4 separate regions of the Mus musculus genome follow, and regions 1, 3 and 4 are each linked to region 2. The links are chromatin loops, found by intact Hi-C in ENCODE. Cell type or tissue: gastrocnemius. All regions are shown on one strand. Links, peaks and the distances in the headings refer to the core of each region. The heading gives the core; the rest is flanking DNA. Region 1 overlaps Twf2 (twinfilin actin binding protein 2). Region 2 holds the start of Poc1a (POC1 centriolar protein A). Region 3 overlaps Alas1 (aminolevulinic acid synthase 1). Region 4 holds the start of Glyctk (glycerate kinase).

Region 1 (5,856 bases), core at 374-5,373, 64 kb before region 2:
CAGGACAGCCAGGACAACACAGAGAAATCCTGTCTTGGAAAAAAAAAAAAAAGATAATACTATTCTCTTCTCCTCTGCCTGCCCCCAGGTCTTAATCACAATAGATACCCTCTAAGCGTGTGGCCCTATACATCTTTACAACATATAGACACCATGGTTTACACTGGCCCTCAGGACTGACCCTGTCCTATCCCAGAGTTCCTCTGTAGCTCTTTTGAGTTTTCTCTTTCCCAGGTAGAGTCCTTCTGCCCCAGAATGCCTTTCCCTTCTCAACACTTTCCTGGGGCTTTGTCTCTTGACAGTCAACCTGTGGCAGTGCCTTGCTGAAGTCAAGGCCCCCCACGACACCTCAGACAGGGATCTCAGTGGGAGCTTCTTTTTTTTAGCAGAATCCTCAAAAGGGGCAGAGTTGGGGCTGGAGGGACTCTTTAGAATAAGCCCCGCAGTCTGATGAGGTCCAGCCTTGAGAAGGGGACCCTAGAGATGGGGACCCCAAACACTCTTACCCGCCCAACAATCCTGCTTCCTTATGGGTACACTGGCACCCTCATACCTCCCCTGCTCCTCCTCAGAAGCTGGACCTGGAACGGGAGACCATCGAGCTGGTACACACAGAACCCACAAATGTGGCCCAGCTGCCCTCACGGATTCCTCGAGATGCTGCCCGCTACCACTTCTTCCTATACAAGCATACTCATGAGGGTGATGCCCTTGAATCTGTGGGTGAGTAGCCATGACAGGGACTGGGCAGGGAGCAGCAATGACAAGCCACTGCTTGGGCCTGCTAGGGGAGGTCTGCAGGTACCTCACCACGTCATCCCCTCCAGTGTTCATCTACTCCATGCCCGGGTACAAGTGCAGCATCAAGGAGCGGATGCTCTACTCCAGCTGCAAGAGCCGCCTCCTTGACTCCGTAGAGCAAGACTTCCAGCTGGAGATAGCTAAGAAGGTACGGCCTGTTCCCAGGGTCCCAGCACTCTACTCTCCACTGGAGTCCTATGTTCTTGCAAGACTCACTGCTGCAGTATTGGATGGGTGGAAAGCCTAAGGCCCAGGGCAAACCAAGGCACACATAAGCCCAAGGCTTGACTGCCTTACCACCTCCTTTTCCTAGGTCTGGTGGGGATGGGGCTAGGAGAAGGTGACTCAGGCCAGTGGGGTAACAGACCCTGCATTGTAGATCCTGCGGTTACCTAAGAGAAGACAGATATCAAGAGTGACTCCAGAAGTGGGGTTTCCCTGAGAGTGGTATGTGTTGGGCCCTGGATATAGTGGTGACTTCTGTCTTGACCCATGCAGATTGAGATCGGCGATGGAGCAGAGCTGACAGCTGAGTTCCTCTATGACGAGGTACATCCCAAGCAACACGCGTTCAAGCAGGCGTTCGCCAAGCCCAAAGGCCCCGGGGGCAAGCGGGGCCACAAGCGCCTCATCCGGGGCCCCGGGGAGAACGGGGAAGACAGCTAGGTGTCTGGACTGGGAACAGGGCCGGGCACGTGGACTACAGGGTTGCCACTCTGCCACCCCTGGACTTCCTTCCTCCCCAGCCTGGGCTCTAAGGAATTGCTTTCCTGTGGGACAAGGAGGGCAGGTGGCTGACCATATCTGAGGGCCTGCCTCTGGACCAGCACTGTGTGACCTTGCCCTGTCACTGTCCCTGCCTCTCATCTGTGTGTACAGGGTGGCTGGCGAAACCCCACCTTGGCACAAACCTAGCCTCCAGAAAATTTCGTGCTGTGGTTGCAGCCCAGCCCAAAAGCCTTTGGCTACAGTGGGTGGGGACGGTTGGCAGGGGCCAGATGTCACAGGAAGGGATGGTTGAATGCTGTATTTTGTAAAGAATAAAATATTTTTAAATCAATACTGAGCCTGGGTGCCTTTCCCCGTTCAGAGGGGGTCTGATGGACTCCTGGCCTCAGGTGTGTGGCATGCTTTGAGTGTAAGGACAGAAGCCCTACCCATGAGGTTATGAAGATCTGGGTGTCTCTGTTTCCTGTGGTTGATGTGACAAGTTACCACAAACTCAGCGGCTTAAAAAAGTGGTAGTTTGAGCCCAACCTGAGCAGCATAGCAAACAAACCCCTGTTTCAAAAACACAAAAGAAAACCTTGCAGATTTATTCTTAGAGATCTTGAGGCCATGGTGCACACAGCCGGCTCCTGGCAGAGTTAGCCGAGTTTTTACCTCTGGACTAAACCAGATTCCACTAGTCTTGGCTTCCCTGGGCTCGTGCCTCAATCTGGAGTCAGATTTTTCCATCTTTACTTTTTCTTCTTAATATTTTTGTGTTCTATCTCAAGACAGGTTTCCTTTTTTTTTTTTTAAAGATTTATTTATTTACTATGTATACAGTGTTCTGCCTCCATTTATGCCTATAAGCCAGAAGAGGGCACCAGACCTCATTACAGTGGTTGTGAGCCACCATGTGATTGCTGGGAATTGAACTCAGGATCTCTGGAAGAGCAGACAGTGCTCTTAACCTCTGAGCCATCTCTCCAGCTCGCAAGACAGGGTCTTGTTACATAACTGTGGCTGAGCTCAAACTCAAGGCAGTCCTCCTGTCTCAGCCTCCCCAATGCTGGATGTACCAATGTGCATCTCCATACCTGGCTTTGTCTCTGTTTTATTCATTTGTAGGGTGGATTTTTGAGACAGAATCTCATGGACTCCAGACTGGCCTCAAACTGCCTGTGTGGCTGAGGATAATCTTGAATCTCTATAGGTGTGTGCCACTGTGTCCGGTTTATGGAGTATCAGAGATCAAATCCAAAGCCTTGAAAAAAGCAGTGTACCAACTGAGCTACACCCACAGTCCCTGCATCTGCTTTGTAAGGGATATTTTGCCCTCCAAGCTTTCTGCCCCCATTTCCCCTGACAATAATGTAGGATTGGGGGAATCGGGAGATGGGTCCCTAAGAAGACATTTTTTGTTTAGTTGCATTTTTTTGTTGCTGGTTTTTGTTTTTCTGTTTTGTTTCTTGAAGCAGAATCTTACTATGTAGCCCCGGCTAGCCTGGAGCTTTGCTGTATAAACCAGGCTGGCCTCAAAATCATAGGGAGCCACCTGCTTCCTGCCTCCTAGGTGCTGGGATGAAAGGTGTGTGCGCTGCCCCTGGCTCCCACCTCCCTGGTAAGGGCCCTTCTAGCTGGGGTTTCACAACACCGAGGCACTGGGGGATGGTGGGTATTCTAGAGAGTGTATCTGGGGGTCTCCAGTCCTGTGTGTTCTTGACCACGTTGTCAGTGCCCTGTGCCCCTCTCCGGGCCTCTTTTCCTATTCCCAAGAAATGTAGCATCATGAGTGTATGTGAAGAGCTGATTCCCTGATCATGAGGAGTCCTTTAACCTCTGGGAAAGGGCCCACGTTTGATACTCAGCAGTAGCCAGGGGTGTAGTCTGTGCCTCTGAAGAGTGGTTGAAACACCTCCTGTCACAGCTGGAGAAACATTCAGCTGCTGGTTGGACACTGTCGTTTTTCCTAGCTCAGGACATTGTCCCATTGCAGGAGTCCCTTTTCAACCTCTATGAAAGCCCCTAGGATTATGGACAAAAAAGATGGGGCCCTGGTAAAGATCCACAAGAGACTCAGCCCAAATACTGGTTCTCAGGGGGGCAAGAAGGTTCTCACGCTGCTGAGTCAGCTAGATTATTGGTACCTTGGACCCTTCCTGCTATGAGATCCACTCCGCCGAGGGAGAGCCAGGAGACTGGTGTCGAACCCTGCCACTTTCGGGAGAATGGTCATTCATTCATTCATTCTCATTCATTCATTCATTCATTCATTCATTCATTCATTCATTCATTCATTCATTCGAATTTCACTCAAAGATAACCCAGACTGCCTATCCAAAGCCGAGTGCTGTGGGCAGTACATAGATTCAGCAGATACCGAGCAGCACTGCAGACACAGATGGAAGTTTTTATCCTCAAGAAACGAACATTTCAACAGGAGAGTAAGACAGTATACAACCAAGCAGGAAGGGTGGCTGATATAGAGTGGTAGCTGTTGAAAAATGCTATGCAAATTGAAAACCGGTCGGCCACAGTGCTCAGGAGAGCCAGATCTGGGCTGGTCGGCCACAGTGCTCGGGAGAGCCAGATCTAGGCTGGCAGGTTTATTTACTTCTGTCTATATTTCTTTTTTCTTTTTTTAAAAAAAGATTTATTTTATTATTATATCTAAGTACACTGTAGCTGTCTTCAGACACACCAGAAGAGGGCATCAGATCTTATTAAGGATGGTTGTGAGCCACCATGTGGTTGCTGGGATTTGAACTCATGACCTTTGGAAGAGCAGTCAGTGCTCTTACCCGCTGAGCCATCTCTCCAGCCCCCTGTCTATATTTCTTTTGAGTCAGGGTTTCCCTATGTAGTCCAGGCAGGCCTTGAACTCTGTTCTCCTACATCATCCTCGATGGAAGGATGGGTGTGGAGCTCAGCTGGGAGGTTCATCAGAGGGTCAGGAAAAGCCCCCACGGAGCGAGGGTGATGTGTGTAAAGGCAGAAGGCAAACTGGATCACGTGGGGGATTGTGACTTTCCTTCTACCGAGAGGCTGCTGACCACTGGCCTCAAGGACAAAGGAAGCAGGAGGGGAAGGGAGGGCTCAGATGTCGGGGATACACTGAGCAGATTGACGTCCAGGATCAGCGTCAGTGAGACAGCTCAGCTTTGTTGGGGTGAGCAAGGGTTATATAATCTTGAGGAGCGGGTAGGAATTTTCAGGGTGAATATACATTATTGGCTACAGTGGAGGTACCTCATTTACATAAAGAGGAGTTCCAAGCACCTGTGGGTGGGTTCTTTCTGGAGAGAGGAAATTGAACCTGTAAGTTGGCCACAGGCTACCCGACTTTCCTCAGAGGTTTCTTGGGGTTACAGGTGGGGAGGATTGATTGGTTATACACAGTACCTACTTATCATACGGTGGGAAGGGCTGAGGGGTGTTATGTGATGCAGTACTGGGGAGAAGTGGAAGGACAGAGCACACAGAGCCACTGCATGGACAGTGACTAGGACTCGGGATAGTTATGGAAGGATCTGTGTTGCAGGATATTTGATCACACTGTGAACCCCAAGATTGTGAGCAAAACAAAACAAAACAAAAAACAAAAACCTGTTTCTAGTTGTGGTGTGGCCCAGTCCTTAGCACATTCTTTAATCCCTCTAGCTGAGATTCAGACACACCCTTAGTACACACCTTTACACAAATAATGAAGGTAAAATAGTTTGTAGAAGGAAGCACCCATGTTTGAAAGTGATGGCTAATTGAGTGGCAGACAAAGTGATGAATCAGAGAAAGAGTTGACAGACTAGGATAGGCCCAACTCTCAGGAGAAGAGAGAGGAAAGGGAAGCTACATACGAGAGAAAGCATCAGAGAGAAAGGGGGAGGCAGTTTTATGGGGAGAATTTTACAGAGACAGAACATTAAAGACAGAACGATCCAGAGAATGAGAAGGAGCCAGAAGATTAGAACATATTGCCAAAGTTCGTTTAAAGCCAAGCAGAGCATCTCAATCAGAAATTGAGAGAAGCTAGATCGAATGAGCTTGGAGAGGAGTTTGAGCCAGAACAGCTGAGTTGAGTCAGCCAGCCAGCTCTCAGAAAGAACTAGAAGGGGTGAGCTTATTCAGCAGCAAGTCTCAGAGGCTGAAAACATTTTAGACCTAGACAAGAAGATTGTAAAGAGGCTAGAAGCTTCCGGGACTAGGCCTAGGTTAGCAGATGGGCAGGCAGTAAATCCTCTAAGCCAACAATTAATAGAGTAGAATAAAGTTACTTTTATAGATCTGGGCAAAGGAGGGACCCAGAATGAAAGTATTTGAACAGAGGCTACTGGAGAGATGACTCAGCAG
Region 2 (5,856 bases), core at 582-5,581:
TGTTGTAGTGGATGCAAACACAGAGGCAGAGTGACTTTTCTTTTTTGTTTGTTTTCACATGTAGCTTATCACCACCTGTCTAGGCACCAGCCATGACACACAGACTAATACACACCTCATTTTGTCAAGTGAAAAGTCACCACCTACATTCTTCTCCAAGTAGAGAGGAAACTTGTAGGCACGTGGGTGTTTTAAAACCAAACCAGAGGGGCTAGAGAGATGGCTCAGAGGTTAAGGGCATTGACTGCTCTTCCAGAGGTCCTGAGTTAAATTCCCAGCAACCACATAGTGGCTCACAACCACCTGTAATGGGATCTGATGCCTTCTTCTGGTGTGTCTGAAGACAGCTACAGTGTACTTGTCATATATATATAATAAAATCTTTTAAAAAAAAGTACCAGAAATTCCAGGCCTGAGAACTTTGTTGACTTGTGCCTGGATCTCACTCTGTAACTTTGGCTGATCTAGAAATAGCTGGCCTCAAATTCACAGAGACCCTCCTGCCTCTGCTCCGAAGAGCTGAGATTGAAGGCACATGCTGCCATGCCCAGCCCCTTGAGAACTCCTCGGAACAGACTGGACCAAGGAAGAGTGCAATAACCTCCTCTGGGTTCCATAAAAAGAAGACCTAACACCTGTAACAGCGCCACTAACCTGCTTTTCAGTGACCAGTCCCCCAGTCACCAAGTGAATGTGTGAGGGGCCAACAGAATTCACAGTCCTTAAGACTCAACGCAACTCCCTCTCCTTAACTTGGCTCATTCAAATTCCTCTGTTTGTCCATCCATATCTGAGATGCCCCGTGTCTCTGCAGCCCCTCTGCCCCTGCAGGGTGGCCCTGAGAACCACCTACAGTTCTCAACTGTGCTCATTAACAACATGTATAACAATATTCAGAACTCCTCGCAACTGTATCCGTTCCCTACCTCTCCTTCCAGCAAGGCTTCTTTGAAATGTGTAGATCTCTTCAATCTCTCCTGTGTAGTCTACATAATAGTACATTGTTGGGGACTGGAGAGATGGCTCAGTGGTTAAGATCACTGACTGCTCTCCCAGAGGTCTTGAGTTCAATTCCCAGCAACCACATGGTGGCTCACAACCATCTGTAATGGGATCTGATGCCCTCTTCTGGTGTGTCCAAAGACAGAGACGGTGCACTGATATAAATAAAATAAATCCTTAAAAACAATACATTGCGTATGCATACATTCCTATATACACATATTTCCATGTACCTTATTATGTAAAGGTAAGAGATCTGGAAACAATGTTAGCAATTAAGATTGGAATCATGTAACTAGAGTTATAGATCAGATGGGACCTTGCTTTGCCTAGCATGCATAAATCCCCACCACTGTGTAAACCAAACAAGATGGTATAAGCCTGTATTTCCAGAACGGAGGCAGGATCATCTGAAGTTCAAAGCTTTCTTCGGCTAATGCAGTGATCTGAAGGCCAGCCTACATGAAACCCCACAACTGCCGAAATACCATTCAGGCTGTAAAACTCAGCACATGGATAGCACCGCCTGCCAAAACTAAAACAATTACCTAATTCGTCAAAGTCCAGAGATATGGGAAACTCTCTAAATGTACTAACCTTGCTTTTGGACTTCTGTGGTTTCTCTTCTGACTAATTGTTCATGTTAAGTATGTCAATCTAGAACATGTTTTTTTTTAAAAGATTTATTTTATTTATTATATGTATTTATGTATTATATGTATATACTGTAGCTGTCTTCAGACACCAGAAGAGGGAATCAGGTCTTGTTACAGATGGTTGTGACACACCATGTGGTCGCTGGGATTTGAACTCAGGACCTCCGGAAGAGCAGTCAGTGCTCTTAACCACTGAGCCATCTCTCCAGTCCCCCAGAACATTTTATGCTTAAAAGCTCACCCTGAGAAAGCCTTGCGGCTACAATGGGATCTTGAACAACACCCAGTGTAGTTGCTGGCTGGCTAATAAAGACTTTTTATTGGCTTAAATCCGTGTCTTAGCAGTCTCCTCTGGTGGCTACCCCACAATATTCTTAAAAAAAAGAAAGAAAAGAAAAAAAGCAAGGCAACAGAAAAAGATTAGTGGGGCTGGTTTAAGGTTACTTGGGACTGGGTTTCAGACCCAGCACCCACGTGACAGCTCACAACTGTTTGCAACGCCAGTTCCAGGGGATCCGGCGTCTTCATAAGACATCAGACATAAGTATGGTACATATACATACAGGTAGGCAAAACATTCCTACATATGACATTCCTAAAAAAGTAAAAATAAAAAGTCTGTGGCTGCCAGAGGAAGGAACGCTAGGACCACATAGAGAGACCTTATCTGGAAAAGCAGCAAACTGCTACAGCTTGGGAATTTCCTGAGAGGCAATTCATTTTGACATTGTAGGAATATACAAACGTGACCATCATGTTTCTGGCATGGGGTGCTCGTGACACACTTATTGACAAGAGAAAAACTGAAAACTGTTTATGGGAAGGCTGGGAATTTGTGAGCACCTATTTTTGTCTTGAGACTTTCACCTTGCCTATGTTAAATTAGCTTAAACATTTCTAATGTCAAGGTACCAATTCTATGCCAACATAGTTAAAATAGGATCAGATATAGATCCTGTATCTCTCATCAAAACACTAAAAGAATTATTTTTAATGGTGTGTGTGTGTGTGCCTCAGGAGACAAGAGGTGTTGAACTGCCTCAGAACTGGAGTTCCAGGCAGTTGTAAACCATCTGACATGGGAGCTGGGAATAGAACTTTCGTCCTCTGGGAGAACCATATACACTCTGAACCAATGAATCATTCTTTTAGGTCCAAATACACTCCCCCACACGCCAGTTTCTGAGTTTACTGTCCCTGCAGATTTAGGGACACAGTTTCAAGCCTAGGCATGTGGTAAGAAACCTCAGGACACAGCCAGATCCTAATTAGTGTTTTGAGTATGGACAAGTTGGCCGGCCCAGGAGAGATGATGGATGGAAGGTTCTTGAATCTTACAAAACATCCAGTTCAGGTCAGATGCACAGGTCACTCTGGGCTTCGGCTGCTTTCATTGCAGAAGGTGGAAAAGGACGGCCTCTGGTGGTTCCGCCCGACGATTGCTTCTTTCACCTTTTTTTTTTTTTTGGAGCTAAGGTCAGGCTACGACCCAAAGCCTTCTTAAGGCTAAAGAGTTCCGAGCAAGACGGGCCGCAGTCACATCCCCTCTTAAGACAAACGCGGAGGCAGGCCCTCGGAGTAGACGCATTTTTCCTGAGGTCACCCAGTAGAGAATTAAGAATTGAACATATGTCTTTCTGCACCATGGTTCTGACTCTTGAATGACTCCATTTTTTTTTTTTTTAAATAGACACTTAGGAGTATTCGCAGGAACGAACCATTCTGGGGTCCCAAGGCGCTAATAACCTGGTTCTCCATGGCGCCTTGATCGGACGTTTTAAGCCAAGAGCAAGGCCAGTCAGTATCCTCCTTCCGGGATACTTAAGCCTGTCACTCATAATGGTAAAACTCCGCCCGCCCCGGAGCATCTCGGTAAATGTAGTTCTACCTTTATTAAGACTGTGGGGTATAAGTGCTATGTAGAACTTCATTTCCCCGATGGCTGCGCGCTCCGTTACCTGAGCTAGAGCTGAAGGGCCGAAACCTTCATCTAAGATTTTTTTTTTTAAGTTCTTAGGAGGAAAGTGTGACAGCGAACTGAGGCTTTTGGCTGCTCGGCGGGTCACCTCATCTGGAAGAGCGGGAGGACAAGAGCTTGACGCCTATCGAACGACCCGACTTCCGGTCGGCGGACAAAAACCTAGGGCGCTTCTCCTTTAATTGCGGTGGGCGGGACGCGGCGACGCCACCGGCGTTGCTATTGGTGGCGATTGGGGGCGCGGAAACTGAACTGGCACAACTGCCGACCCAGCTATCTCTGGCACTTGGGGCACAGCTGGTCCTACCAGCCCGCTAGCCCCGCTATGGCTGCTCCCAGCCAGGTAAGTCCCTGGATAGTGAGCACCTGACTGGTTGGAACAATGGCCGCGAGAGAGGCGGATGGTGACGCGGGGTTCTAGGGTGACCTCCTCATCCAAGGTTACGGGGTGGATCCGGGCATTGACTTAGCACCCCAGGTGCCAGGCTAGATGTTAGACCACCAGGACGAAGAAATAAGTCTCTGCCTCTGGAATGTACGGCGTATTGAGGAAGACACCATCAAGGCCCGACCCTTGTCGTGGCCTGGGGCGAGCCTCGTAAGCTTGGCCTCTTGTGAGCAACAGGTCTTTTTTGGAGGTGACATCCTTTTCCAACAAGTAGAAGCAGTAGGCCATCGGGATGCCTGGGATAGCGGAAGCCTGCAGTGTGTCCAGGGCTCGATTCTGACCCCTCCCCCCACTCCAGAAAAGGACTTCAAATTGGTCCTTTAAATAAGAATTTGCTTCCACAGGGCCAGGTGGTACCTGATGCACCTGAGAAGACTTGGGTAGAAATAGAAACCAGACTTTTGAGTGCCGATTTGATATTCTGTTTACATTTAGCTCCACGCAGATTTTAGGGGAAACTGTTCAGGGAAGAAGGCATTGGGAAGGGGTGTCACTGATGGAGTCAGACCTGAATCTGCTTCTGCCCACTGAGCCTAGGATGGACACTTCCTCACCCTTGTGTTTCTGAGAGGCTCTGGTGAGGACAGGAGAGGGAATGAGCCCTTGCTCCTTAGTTGATTCTTACCCCTGAACTACCAGGCCATCTGTTAAAAGGCGTGAACCTGCAGGTGTGCTTGGGGGTGGAGCTGGGCACTGGGCCTCACCTTTGTTTGGGGTAGAGCTTTGTGGAATAGCAATGGCTTCGCTGTATCATAGAAATATCCTTTCCCAAGCTGGGTTCCTTGGAGCTCTTCAGGTGGTTTGGTTGTGTGTGTGTGTGTGTGTTTTGTCGTTTTGTTTTTTTTGTTGTTGTTGTTTGCTTGTTTTGTTTTTAATTTTTGGTGTTTGAGGTGGAGGGAGATAACTTACTATGGTCTTGGCTCTCTTGGAATTTACTGTGTGGACCAGGCTGGCCTTGAACTCACAGTTCCACCTGCCTCTGCCTCCCAAGTGCTGGGATTAAAGGTGTTTGTTCCCCACACTGGGCCCATATTTGATCTGTTTGTTGTGGATTTATTGATTCGTCTGATCGTTTGTGTGGTTGTGTGTTTGCTGATCGTGAACCCTTCCTTGCTGTACTCATTTGTCCTAGCAGTTTATAGTGGATTCCTTAGAATTTTCAACATACGAGATCATGATTTGAGTGCTTTTAACGTCTCCTGGTTATAGGAAGAGTCTTAGTTCCAGGGAGGACCTGTTATCTCGTTATAACCATTTGACCTTGCTTTTTTTTTTTTTTTTTTTTTCCAGGAGGACCCCTCACTGGAGAGACATTTTAAGGGCCACCGAGATGCAGTCACCTGTGTGGACTTCAGTCTCAACACCAAGCACTTGGGTAAGAGAAGGCCTCAGGATTCTAAACTGAGACGGCTGAGTTTCTCACTGGGAGACGTGGTGTGGGGATGCCAGATACAGCAAGGACATGCTGCTCTTTCTAGCCTTGGCTTTGCTTCTAGCTGCCAGCCTTCTGGATGCTGGGCTCAGTAGGCTCCATAAGCTCCTTTTGCATGTGAAGAGTATAATGACAACTGTCTATAGCTCCAGTCCCAAGGGGCCTGACGCCCCCACACAGAGATACTTGCAGGAAAAACACCAAATGCACATTTTAGAAAAAGTATTAGAGACATACTTGTGTACACACTCAGGAATCCCATAATGACATTAAATTGGAATCTATAGTATGTACCGCAGAGGACCTGGGTACAGAGCCATGCAGGCTCTGTGCATGCTGG
Region 3 (5,856 bases), core at 353-5,352, 50 kb before region 2:
GCGTGTCCAAGTGCCAGGACTGGATTGTGGCAGTCACAGGACAAAGGAATCAGCTCTTTCAACATTCCAGGCGCAGAGATTGAACTCGCTGGAGAGGAAGATAAGTTCCAGGAAAGGAGTTTCCCTGTTCCCCGAACCTCAACCATTGTGCAGAAGTTGGAATGCTGCAGGTCCGGAACCTAATTAAAATTTATCTTAGGCTGCGGTTAGTCCTCTGAGTGAGTAGCCATCCCTTGCCTGTCTCTCTAACTGACCAGATAAATCACTTAACAAAAACCGTTTCCAACCAACGAAAAGCCAATGTTATCCTGTAGCATCTGACGTGAATAGCTGAGACATACCTGCCCCCTTACTTTGCTCAACCCCACCGACTTACTGTGAATTTGAAAGGTGCCTGGACTTGTAGTGTTTTGTTTTGTTTTTTGCTTTTCAAGACAGGGTTTCACAATATAGCTCTGGCTGCCCTGGATCTCACTGTGTAGACCAGGCTGACCTCCAACTCACAGAGATCCCCCTGCCTCTGGGATTAAAGGCATATGCCATCACTCCATGTCTCTTTTTTTTCTTCTTTTCCCCCCCAAGACAGGGTTTCTCTGTGTAGCCCTAACTGTCCTGCTGGCTGGCCTCGAACTCAGAAATCCGCCTGCCTCTGCCTCCCATGTGCTGGGATTAAAGGCATGCGCCACAACTGCCTGGCCTCCACTATTCTACTTGTGATTTTTGTTGTTGTTGTTGTTCTATTACTACCCAAAAAAAAAAAAATTCATCAAATTGTTACCACATTGGAACACGGAGTTTGAAGTAATCTAATCTGTGTTCCTGGAACATGGTCACTTGGATTTGGCTGCAGAATAAACTACCTTTTATTATTCTTCATGTCAAGACTTGTGTTTCTGTGTCAACAGAGGCAAGGGCTTTAGCTGGATGGGTCTTGTAACTGGCCCCTCAGCCATTTTTATTATGTTTGTCTGTTTCTTTATTGTGGGGCCTTTACCACTGAGCTGTCCTGTTGCATGTGGGACAGCTCTTTCCTTCTTTCTCTCTTTCCTTCTCCCTTCTTTCCTTCTTTCTCTCTTTCTTTCTCCCTTCCTTCCTTTCTTCCTATCTGCCTGTATTTTTCAGACAGGAACTCACTTCATAGCCTTGGCTGATCTGGAACTTGCTACCTAGACCAAGATGGCCTCTAAACTCAGATCACCTGCCTCTGCCTTCTGAGTGCTGGAATTAAAGGTGTAGACCACCATCCCAGTTCTGGGTTTCTATTTTTTTTTTTCTGTACAGCACAGACTTCAGAATGCAGCCACTGTCAGTGGACAAGGTCTGTATTCAACAAGTATATTGAACTTGTGGGTAGTGTTGTGCTTGGAGCCTTCAGGAACCTGATCCTAAGACCACTGTCTTCAACACCACCACACCAAATCCAGCCTTTGAGAAGTAGAGGAGAGGGCTGGAGAGATGCCTCAGCAGTTAAGAGCACTGACTGTTCTTCCAAAGGTCCTGAGTTCAAATCCAAGCAATCACATGGTGGCTCACAACCACCCATAATGAGATCTGACGCCCTATTCTGGTGTGTCTGAAGACAGCTACAGTGTACTTATGTATAATAGTGAATGAATCTTTGGGTCTGAGCGAGTGGGGCCTGAGCAAGCAGGGCCTGAGCAAGCAGAGTTTCTGAGTTCAATTCCCAGCAACCAGATGGCTCATAGCCATCTGTACAGCTACAGGGAACTCATATACATAAAAATAAATAAATCTGAAAGAAGAAGAAGAAGAAGAAGAAGAAGAAGAAGAAGAAGAAGAAGAAGAAGAAGAAGAAGAAGAAGAAGAAGAAGAAGAAGAAGAAGAAGAAGAAGAAGCCCATAGCATTGGGGTCAGGAGGCCTGAACCAGTTAGGCTGGCTTAGGCCAGTGAGAGTGGGGTGGTGTGGGGGGATGGGAGAGATTGTTAGAGCTAGCCACAAACAAACTGCTGACTTTGCAAGCTTCCCTCTCCTTCCCCCGCCTGTCCCCCCACCCCCGCCATCACTGTACCTCCAGGGTATAGCCATGAAGGAAGTACAGTCCCCTTCCTCTTTTACTGGTGTGTGTGTGTGTGTGTGTGTGTGTGTGTATGTTGCTGTTGTCTGAACTCTTGCCACTGTATCTTCTTTCTGACTCAAGCACAGGGGCTTCTGCTATGATGCCCCTCTCATCTACTTAAGTGAAAGACAGTCCGGTCCCTGACCTTTGAAGTCCCAGGCAGGCTCTGACCTGGGCAGCCTGGAGAAAACATGAGACAGAACTAGAGTCTGTAGCCCGAGAGCCTAGGAAAGTCCCCGCTGAGGGACTCTGAGATTGTTTCAACCACAGCCAGAAGCAGAAGCGGGAAGCACCCTCCAGTGTTGGGCTTGTCTCTCTCCCAGAACAGCAAGGCTGTTCTCTGGTAGTTCCAAGATCAGTGTGTGTCCATCTTACATGTAGCTTTAAACGGTCTGTGTGTGCGTACATGTGAGGGAACACGTGTGGGTGCATGTGGAGGCCAGAGGACATCCCAGGTGTCATGCTCAGGGATGCTGTCCACCTCCATTGAGTCAAGGCCTCCTCCTGACCTAAAGCTCACTAATTAAGCTAGACTAGGTAACCAGTGAGCCCCCTGGATTCTCTGGTTTGTGCCTCCACAGCACTGGGATTATGGGAATGCACCGTCGTCATGCATGACATTTTTGAAGAGGGTTGGGGGGTCAACTCGGGTCCTCATGCTTGCAAGACATTTATTTTACTGAGCTATGCCCCCTGCTGGTCTACTAAGGTTTTTTAACAACTCAGCCTTTCTCTTGGCACTTTGTGTCCTGAACATCTAAACATTCTTGCAAATGAACCTTATGGCTTCATACAGTTCCACACTAGCCTGGCTTAGAAATGCTCTTAATTATCATGTTTTTAAACAGCTCCATGTCTCATCTGCTACCTGCAGATCCTTCCATCCTGTGTTCTCAGAACCCCAAGAAACAGGGAGGGGAAAATGCACCTACACATTGTGCTCACTCCGTCTCATGTGCCCTCCCATCTCATGAAGGAACAGTGGGTCCACCCAAGCATTCAGACAGTGCCCCCGCCAGAGGCAAACAATCCCACTTGAAGGAAAGGCGGTGGAGGGTGTTCTAGGCGTGGGAATAGGAGGGACAATGGACAGCTCTGGAAGCTGGAGTGAGGAAAGAGGAAAGAGCTGGGAAAGCCAGTCAGGAAGGGACCATGATGTGGTTCCGAGGTGATGTGACTTCCGTCTGGGTAGGATGCCTTTATCTGATGGGACCATGATGCTGCCATGCACCACAGTACTGTGAAACAAAGGGACATGACCAGCAGGCCCAGCCTCAGCATTAGGACTGCTCAGTTAGGACATGCAGTTGTCCCACCTACAGCTGTGAGACGGACCTCACCGCTGGGATTTCACCTCCTGCTGCCTGGCCTTTCCTCAGTGCACCTATTCTGCCTAAGGGATTTGGATGCCCTTGGGACCCCCTTCCATTCAATCAGTACATGTTTTATCAGCATCCACTGAATCCTGGGCTCTGTGCTGGACTTGGAGGGGGCAGGATGGAAAAGATAAGGCACCTATCGTCAAAGCCATGTTACAACAGGGAGGAAGCAGTCTCGGGTGGGGAGACCAGGGCACTAGGGTGGGGGTGGGTGGGAGAGGTAGAGAAAAGCTTGGAGATGTCAGGCTTCGGCCATCTGCTGGCCAGAGAGCATCATGGCTGGGAGTGTTGACTCTAGGAAAGAGCGTGTGGGGAGGCTCATGGGACCCTCATCCAAGTATCTAGCCACCCCTCTCAACCTGTTGTATGTAATTCTCCCTAATTGCATGTGGCTTGGGGGTATCTAAGAAGGGCTAAAGGAGAAGGGGCGGGGACTCCATCTTCACAGGCTTAGGGGACCTATCATTCTAGCTGGGTGTCAACTTCCCAGTGTGTCTGTGTTGTCACTCACACTCACCCATTGCTCTGTAAGGAAGCCTAATGACCCATTTCCCCGGCTTGTCATGGGGACTATAGGATGAGAGGGTGGATGTTTATACATTTTTTTAAGGGAAGGAATTTTGGCAACAGAGTGGGTGGCTGGGTTAGCATGCCTGGGGAGGTCTCCTTAGGAAAAACTTTTTTTTTTGGAGACAGAGTTTCTCTACATAGTCCTGGCTGTCCTGGAACTCACAGAGATCTGCCTGCCTCTGCCTCTGCTTAAAAAAAAAAAAAAAAGTTTTCGGCATGAAAACTTGTCTTGAATCAATACTATGACCCAAAGCAGGAATGTTGAGGCAGAGGACTAGTACAGAGAACTCAGGCAGACATGAAGGCCAACTACAAAGCAGAGTGAACACCCAAGGGTGGAATGACCAATGGGGTGAGTTTGCCAGGAGCCCAGTCTGTCGGCACGAGGAGCCTAGAATGCAGCACATTTACGAGACCCAAGAGGTTTCTATATGAAACATGGCTCTCGATTTTTTCTTTTTTGAGACAGGCTTTGTATATACTAGGAAAGCACTCTGCCAACCAGGCTTCATCCGTAGCCTCGATCTGTGGTTTTGTAAGACCACTCACACTGCTGTTGGGGTGGAGGCAAAGGCAGATGAAGGCAGTGGTGGCCTGGCCTGAAAGGCTTTGCTGCTATTTATGTTAAGAGAGCACAGGGCTGACTCCCGACGAGAAGCTGGAGAGCCTGAGCCAGTGAGCAGCCAGGGAGGACCTGGTGCAGAATGGGGCTGGTGGGGCAGGGTGCTCTCTACATGGTGTGGACTGGGAGGCCTCAGAGAGTGTGAGGTGGAGCACTGAGTGGAGCAGGACCATTGACATTCACAGAAGCACCCAGCTCAGGAGGAATACTCCTGGGAGCAGTGATTGGCACAGCTTAGACTGGGATGAGAAAGCTATAAAAAGTCCAAGGCCCACGACTCAGATGCCACCGAAGGGTCTAAGGAGAAGCAGCAGAGCCAGTGGCTGGGTTTGGCAAGACAAGCAAACTGTGCCAAGCCAAAAGCAACCTCCCCAGGGAACAGGGCTGACAGGTTGATCGGCCAGGGCTGTGCAAAGGCAGGACTGAGACAACTGTAGCTGTGAGGGGTCTAGCCTGGGTAACAGCAGGACCAAGACAGATGCAGCTGCAAGGGGTCTAGCCTGGGTAACAGCAGGACAGAGACAGCTGCAGCTGTGAGGGGTCTAGCCTGGGTGGCAGCTTGGCTATTGCTCAGATAGGTAGGTGATGCCTGCTGCAGGCCTGTGGGAGAAACAGTCAGCAGAGGGGAAAAACTCATAACAAGACAAGGGGTGTTTTTAGATTGTATAAAAAGAGCAAGACCCAAATACAAGTGCAGAGGGTGGAGGAGATGCACAAAGCCTCTATCCCCTTTGCAGAGGCCATGACAAGGAGTCAGGAGCTAGCTGGCTGCTAACCTTGGTAAGCATAGATGGGCTCTCCTTCAGGCTTGACTTTCAGTGGGAAGTGTGAGGTTGAGGCAGCGGCTGAGGGAAAGCAGGAAAGAGCAGCGACAGGACTGTGGGCACACTGACTGCCCCTTCTGGGTCTGAGGCAGAAGTGTGAAGGGAACCCTACAGCAGGCGGTATCACTGCTTGTAGTTTCTGGGGTGCCAGCTGGGTCTGCCAGGTTAGGTTTAAGCCCAGCAGGTGGCCTGGCAGGCATTACAATTTATATCTCCATACTACAGACCACATATGAAAGTTAGCTCTTCATTCAGTGGTCAACAGCAGAAACACCTAACACACTAACCAGGACTATGATTTTACTATAGATTAAGATTTAATATATAATTTATTTCACATATAAAGACAATTCTGGCTACTATGTGGGTATGGTAATGGCCTG
Region 4 (5,856 bases), core at 267-5,266, 120 kb before region 2:
AGGTTTTCCCGCAGCTGGAAAGTCCGGTCCCGCACCTTCAGCTGTCTGCCACTAGGATCCAGGGACAGTGTCCTCTGCAGCATGGGGCCTGGCTGCACAGCACCCACTGCACTATCAAACAGCTGCCGTGCCTGTTCTGCCAAAGCCATACCACTGGTCATCCGGGCCACTGGGGGCCCCCAGAGGAGTGGACGGGATGGGGCTCGGAGGAGACAGGGCAAGACCTGTAGGGCCGCAGCCATGCCCCGCTTCTCTCAGCACAGCCTCGTGTCCATAGCTGCCTAGAGAGGGAGGAGAAGGAGTGAGGCCACGGACAGAACCCCACCATCCATCATGGCCACCCCTCCGAGGGCTCAGGACTGGCGGACTCCATAACCTGAAATGAAACCTGGAGAAGTCATGAAGCCTGCAGCAAACCTGATCTTACACCAGCCCTGAAAGCCCAGCCCTGATGCCCAGCCACGTCCTCTTCTGTAGACCACACACCAGTCTTCTGGACACTCTGCTCCAAGTCCAAAGTTCCTGTTAAGTGGACCTTCCTCCTAGGTCACCTCCTTTGCCTAGAAGTTAATCATTCATGAAGGACGCCGTTCCTACCAGCAGGCCCCTGGGCCATTCTTCTTCCACATCCTGTACTTCCAAAGCCCTCACACCACGGCAGTGCCCCCTTTCTGGCATTTATGCCTTAGACGTTCCTTTACCACTTCTACTGCCAAGAAAAAAAAAAAAAAAGGCTATTGGTTGTCTAGCCAACTGACCCGGAGTCCATTGACCTCTAGCCTGCTCTGTTAGCTCATACAACCAGTCTGGCAAAGCTGGGTCCATGTGGAAAGGCTGCAGATTTACCAGTGCACACAGCCTAAGGAAGCTCAGGACTCAGGCTAGTTCAGCAAGTGGTCCAGGCACGAATCAAGAGTAACCACAAATCTCACTCAAGGTCAGACCTTCAGCAAGTCCCCAGGTTATAAGCAAAAGGACATGTGCTATGGGGCTCAATCTATAGGACAAGACCAGACACCCTTGTCCCCATACAGCTGGTCATGATCAGCCTTGCCAGGAACATCCCTTTCTGGCTCCATGATAGCAAAAAACAAGTCCTGAGTTACACCCTTCACAACAAAAACAGCCCAGTGCTAGAGCAGGCAAAGGCCGGGTTCCAGTAATGAAGCCCAAACAATCATTTTCTCCACTGGGCAGAGTGAAGGACAGAAAGGTCTTGGGGTAAAGGTCGGGAAGCTACAGCGTAACTATACAGGAACAATAAAAGACTCAGCTGCAAAAAGATATCTAAGTTTAGGGACAGGAGGGTACTGAAGACTGTGCCCGGGCTGTCCATGTAACGAGCGAGCATGCGCTCTACCACTGAGCTACATTCAAGCCCCTAAAAAGGTAGAAAGACAACTGTATCCGTAAGCATGGGTGGAAGAGGGCGGAGTCTAGGGATGGGGTTCTAGCTTTTTTTAAAGCGTGTATTAGTATATCTTTTCTCACACTGAGCTCATTTGCAAGATGTGGGACACAATGAAGCCTAACTCTCACTTTTCAAGGGAACTTGAAAGTGTAGTCCTGTGGGAGAGACCTTCCCTAGCATGCATAAAGTCATCCAGTTCTCCATAGTGCTTGGGAGACTGACGCTCGTATTTTCCTGACACCTAGGGCTTTCTGATTCTCTGTACAAGCTGACAGAGAAAACTCCAGGTAACAGTTTATCCCACTCCTAAACAACGTAGCGCCTGCCAAACCTCCGCCATTTAGCCTTGTAGTTCCCAGCTAGCTTTCCCAGAAACTACTGTTTGTAAAAAGGAATACACAGGGCACTGCCGCGGGACGCCTGCAAACATGTTCAGTTTTCATGTATGGGATTCCCCGGGCTTGGTACTAAACACATCTTAGCATCCAAAACATAAAGCTCAGTCCTAGGTGAATTTTGTATCTCTTTCCCAGAAGGGCAAAAGCCTAGAAGGTCCCTATTAGAATTCAAGGGAAAAAAAAAGTTCAAGTCCAAAATTGCCAAATTAAGTACTGGGTGTTTGGTGAAATTTGAATTTTGGATAAGTAATTTTTTATTATAACTATGACCAGTATATTTTGGATTATTTCTAACTAAAAATTACGTTGTGGTAAGTCTAAAGTTAATTGGACGACTTGCATTTTCAGGAGCCAAATTCCCAACTCTAAGACACTACACCTTCCCAGCTCCAGTGCACCCGCCTTGGTAAGTGAGGATAGGCGAAGACCAGGCTCGACTCCTCCCGGAACCAAAGCGGAGCTGACATCAAGTCCGGAATTGGCCAACCGCCAGGTGACCGGAAGTGACGTCTCCTGAGCCTGAGCCTGTGATCTTCTCGAGGGAAATGTTGCCGTGTAGTGCAAGATGTCGCAAGATTAAGGGGTTGCTGTCGCCTGGATCGGTCTCTGTCCGGGCCAGGAACGACTTCCAAGTACCATTTATTTGCTTGAGACGCAAACTCACCTTCCCGCAGCTTCTGGCGCTGGAGACCGGAAGTACTCTGTGGGTGGGGATTAACCCGGAAGTGGCTGGTCTGAGATCTCCCTAGAGACCGAGAACCTGGTTTAGAACTTTCCGGCCTCACTGACACTCAGAGAAAACCTGAAAAGAGGCGAGTGGGGGGCTCTGGTTTCTGTGTTCTGTGTGATTTGTAATGAGCCTTCCCTGTTCATCCTGTTAGATCTAGTCCACCGTTAAATACACCCTGAATTCTTGTTCGGTTCCGAACAGGGCTGAACATCAGCGAGCGCTACAACACACCCCTCTAGAAAGCGATTTAAAGACATCCATGACAATTCATTGATGCTTACCTCTTTTCTCCGTAAGCCACCACATACAGCTAACTCAGCAAAAGATTTCTGTTGGGTGATTTTTGAACACACGAGCAAAATGACTGTAAACAAAATGACCCCTAAGTCTTTTCTTCCTCCCTACCCTTGCTCTCACATTGTGTCCACTATGATCCAGTCCTGCCTTTTTCCCACATTCAAAAATCAACTATTGGCTGGGCTCCAAAATCCTTTACTGATGGAAAGGATTGTTTCAAACGTGTTTCCTTTAAAAGGTTGTTTTGTTTTGTTTTGTTTTTTTAACCTCGACTCCTACCACATACACAGACACACTTTGTAGCCTAGGCTGACTTCAAGTTTATGATCCTACTGCCTCAGGCTCCTGAGTACTAAAGTCGCAGGTGTGTACTGCTGTGTAATTGAGAAGCTCAATCAGGACCCCACTACACCCCACCCCACACGCTGTCTAAATTTCCTTATTATGTGCCACTTCCTCCACTCCACATTACCTCTTTTCCTTTTGTGAAATCCCTTCCATTTTGCAACTGAAGACATTGCTGTTCCCTGTCAGTCTTAGCAGCCCAGTGGAGTCCTGTTTCAAAATCCTTTAAAAAAGAAAGAAAGAAAGAAAGAAAGAAAAAAAGAAAGAAAGAAAGAAAGAAAGAAAGAAAGAAAGAAAGAAAGAAAGAAAGAAAGAAAGAAAGAAAAGAAAGAAAGGTAAAAAGAAAGAAGAAGGGGAAAAGAAAATTGCAGTTTCTGTTTGTACGGAGGGCAATAGAAATACATAAGAATTAGATCAACTCAGGGGCTGGAGAGATGGCTCAGCGGTTAAAAGCACTGTCTGCTCTTCCAGAGGACTTGAGTTCAATTCCCAGCAACCACATGGTGGCTCACAACCATCTGTAATGGGATCTGATGCCCTCTTCTGGTGTGTCTGAAGACAGCTACAGTGTACTCATATAAAAAATAAATAAATCTTAAAAAAAAAAAACAGACATAAAAGATGTAGAAGTCAACTTAAAAAAAAAAAGAATTAGATCAACTCAATACCATGCAGTAGGTTTCATTGTCTTGCTATCAGATGCATCTTGTGACTAGATTAGGGATAGCAGTGGAGTATTTTTTAAAAATGGATACAGAGAGCTGGAGAGATGTTTCAGTGGTTGTGAGCATTTGTTACTCTGTTCCTAGCACCCAAGGGGTTTACAACTATCCCTAGATCTCCAGTTCCAGAGAAGCTGATGCCCTCTTCTGGCCTCCTCGGGCACCAGGCATTCATGTGGTGGACATATACATGTGAGGCAGAACACATACATAAGGAAGTCTTTCCCTTTTTAGTGGAGACAGGGCTGGGAATGTAGCTCGGCTAATGGAGGACTTGCTTAGCAGGCACAAGGCCCTGGTCTGATCCCCAACATCACCTAAACCAGGCTTCGTGGTACATGCCTATAATCTCCACAGTTAGGAGAATCAAGAGCTCAAAGCCATCCTTGTCTGTGGAGTTTAAGGTCAGTCTGGGATGTGTAAGACCTTGTCTCAAAAGAAGTGGGGGAACTGAAGAGATATGTAGAGCACTTACTACTCTTCCAAAGGATGGGGGTTCTATTCCAAGCACCCTCATGGCAGCTTACAGCCATCTCTAATTCCAAATTCTAAGGAAGCCAGTGCCCTCCCCCTTCCTGCCTCTTAGGGCACCAGTACTGTGCACTTAACATACATGTGGGCAAAACACTCATACACACACACACAATTTAAAAATAAGTTAATTTTAAAAATAGATGGATAGTACCTGAGGAATAACACCCAAGGTTGTCTTTTGGCCTTCATGTACACATGCACACAAATAAGTAAGTTGGACTGGAGAGATGGCTCAGCAGTTAAGAACACTGACTGCTCTTCCAGAGGTTGTGAGTTCAATTCCCAGCAACCACATGGTGGCTCACAACCATCTATAATGGGATCTGATGCCCTTTCTGGTGTGTCTGAAGACAGCTACAGGGTATTCATATACAAAAAAATAAATACATAAATCTAAAAAAAATAATAAGTCATCTGCAGGTCTGGTGTCTGGTCATGGCTTTATTTCTGTTTTTAAAATGATATCACTGTATCCTCCAGAGGAGATAAACAGTGACTTCACCTGGTGGAGGGTGGATGGGTCTCTTAGAAGAGGTGTTAATCTCATTTACAATGGACATAGCCTCAGGACCTAGCCAGATCCCCACTTTTTGTTTTGTTTTGTTTTGATTTTTGTTTTGTTTTGAGACAGGGTCTCACTATGTAGTCCTAGCTATCTTTGAACTCACTGTGAAGAACAAACTCACAGAGATCTGTCTGCCCATCTCTGGAGTGCTAGGATTAAAGGTTTGCATCTCCACACCTGATTAAGACCCTGCTTCTTAACATTCTTTCTTTGAAGATTGAATTTCAACAGGAATTTTAGAGATAGACAAATTTTCCAACAGTAGCAGCTGTTGGTGGATTGAAAGCCATACCTAAATGGGAGAGTCTGGAGACTAATTACTGACTGGAATTCTATGATTCTGGAGAATTATAATGTTACACATCTAGAGCTGATATCTTGAGCAAATTTTGTTTCTCCTGAGTTTTTATTGTTGCTTGGATCTGATGTTTCTTGATATTTCTTTTATTTTTAGTTATGTGTATGTGTGTGCTTCTGTGAGGGTACATACACATGAGTATAGGTGTCAAAGGAGGCCAGAGGTGCCAGGTCCCCTGAAAGTGAAGTTACAGTCAGTTGTGAGATGCTTCACATGGGAACCTGGAGCTGAACAAGAGTCCTCTGGAAGAGCAGCACATGCCTTTAACTGCTGAGCCATCTCTCAGCCCATATTTTAGTGAGATTTTTGTTTTGTTTTTGTTTTGAGATGGGGACCTGGAACTCTTAGCAATCCTTCTGCCTCAGCCTCTTTTGTGAGCTGCCATGCCAAACTATTTAGTTCCCTTATCAGACATTTACCCCCTGCCTCCCTATTGGACCTAACATCACTTTGAAGTAAAACCCCTGGAGTACAGTAACTTATCATTTAATAATAG

The links. Peaks named below come from ENCODE experiments on the same cell type or tissue, not always from the same donor. Only the 100,000 strongest peaks of a DNase experiment are listed, where the experiment ranks them.
Region 1: it touches region 2 in a loop (2.8-fold over the local background); 19 of 42 quality-filtered maps call a loop at or near these places.
Region 3: it touches region 2 in a loop (2.1-fold over the local background); 21 of 42 quality-filtered maps call a loop at or near these places.
Region 4: it touches region 2 in a loop (11-fold over the local background); 11 of 42 quality-filtered maps call a loop at or near these places.

The regions. Positions count from the first base shown.
Region 1 is chr9:106,213,529-106,219,384 of GRCm38, forward strand. It overlaps Twf2 (twinfilin actin binding protein 2), which reads left to right. Exons shown (of 9, transcript NM_011876.3): 7 at 573-723; 8 at 828-949; 9 at 1,300-1,859. The coding sequence ends at 1,467. Among named protein-coding and RNA genes, the nearest start is that of Tlr9, 6.1 kb to the right of the region's middle. In gastrocnemius, for the core only: a CTCF peak has its summit at 2,371 (motif pointing right); no DNase peak of the experiment used is centred there.
Region 2 is chr9:106,277,478-106,283,333 of GRCm38, forward strand. Poc1a (POC1 centriolar protein A) reads left to right here and starts at 3,584. Exons shown (of 11, transcript NM_027354.2): 1 at 3,584-3,979; 2 at 5,375-5,459. The coding sequence starts at 3,962. In gastrocnemius, for the core only: a CTCF peak has its summit at 3,078; DNase peaks (open chromatin) are centred at 3,116, 3,540 and 3,813; H3K4me3 peaks cover 1,639 bases; H3K27ac peaks cover 1,804 bases.
Region 3 is chr9:106,228,156-106,234,011 of GRCm38, forward strand. It overlaps Alas1 (aminolevulinic acid synthase 1), which reads right to left. Exons shown (of 11, transcript NM_020559.2): 11 at 5,300-5,856. Among named protein-coding and RNA genes, the nearest start is that of Tlr9, 8.5 kb to the left of the region's middle. In gastrocnemius, for the core only: a CTCF peak has its summit at 2,785 (motif pointing left); no DNase peak of the experiment used is centred there; H3K27ac peaks cover 240 bases.
Region 4 is chr9:106,157,624-106,163,479 of GRCm38, forward strand. It overlaps Glyctk (glycerate kinase), which reads right to left and starts at 515. Exons shown (of 4, transcript NM_174846.4): 1 at 1-515. The coding sequence starts at 242. It overlaps D030055H07Rik (a long non-coding RNA gene), which reads left to right. Exons shown (of 7, transcript XR_003948237.1): 7 at 2,158-3,076. In gastrocnemius, for the core only: no CTCF peak of the experiment used is centred there; a DNase peak (open chromatin) is centred at 2,299; H3K4me3 peaks cover 1,481 bases; H3K27ac peaks cover 1,659 bases.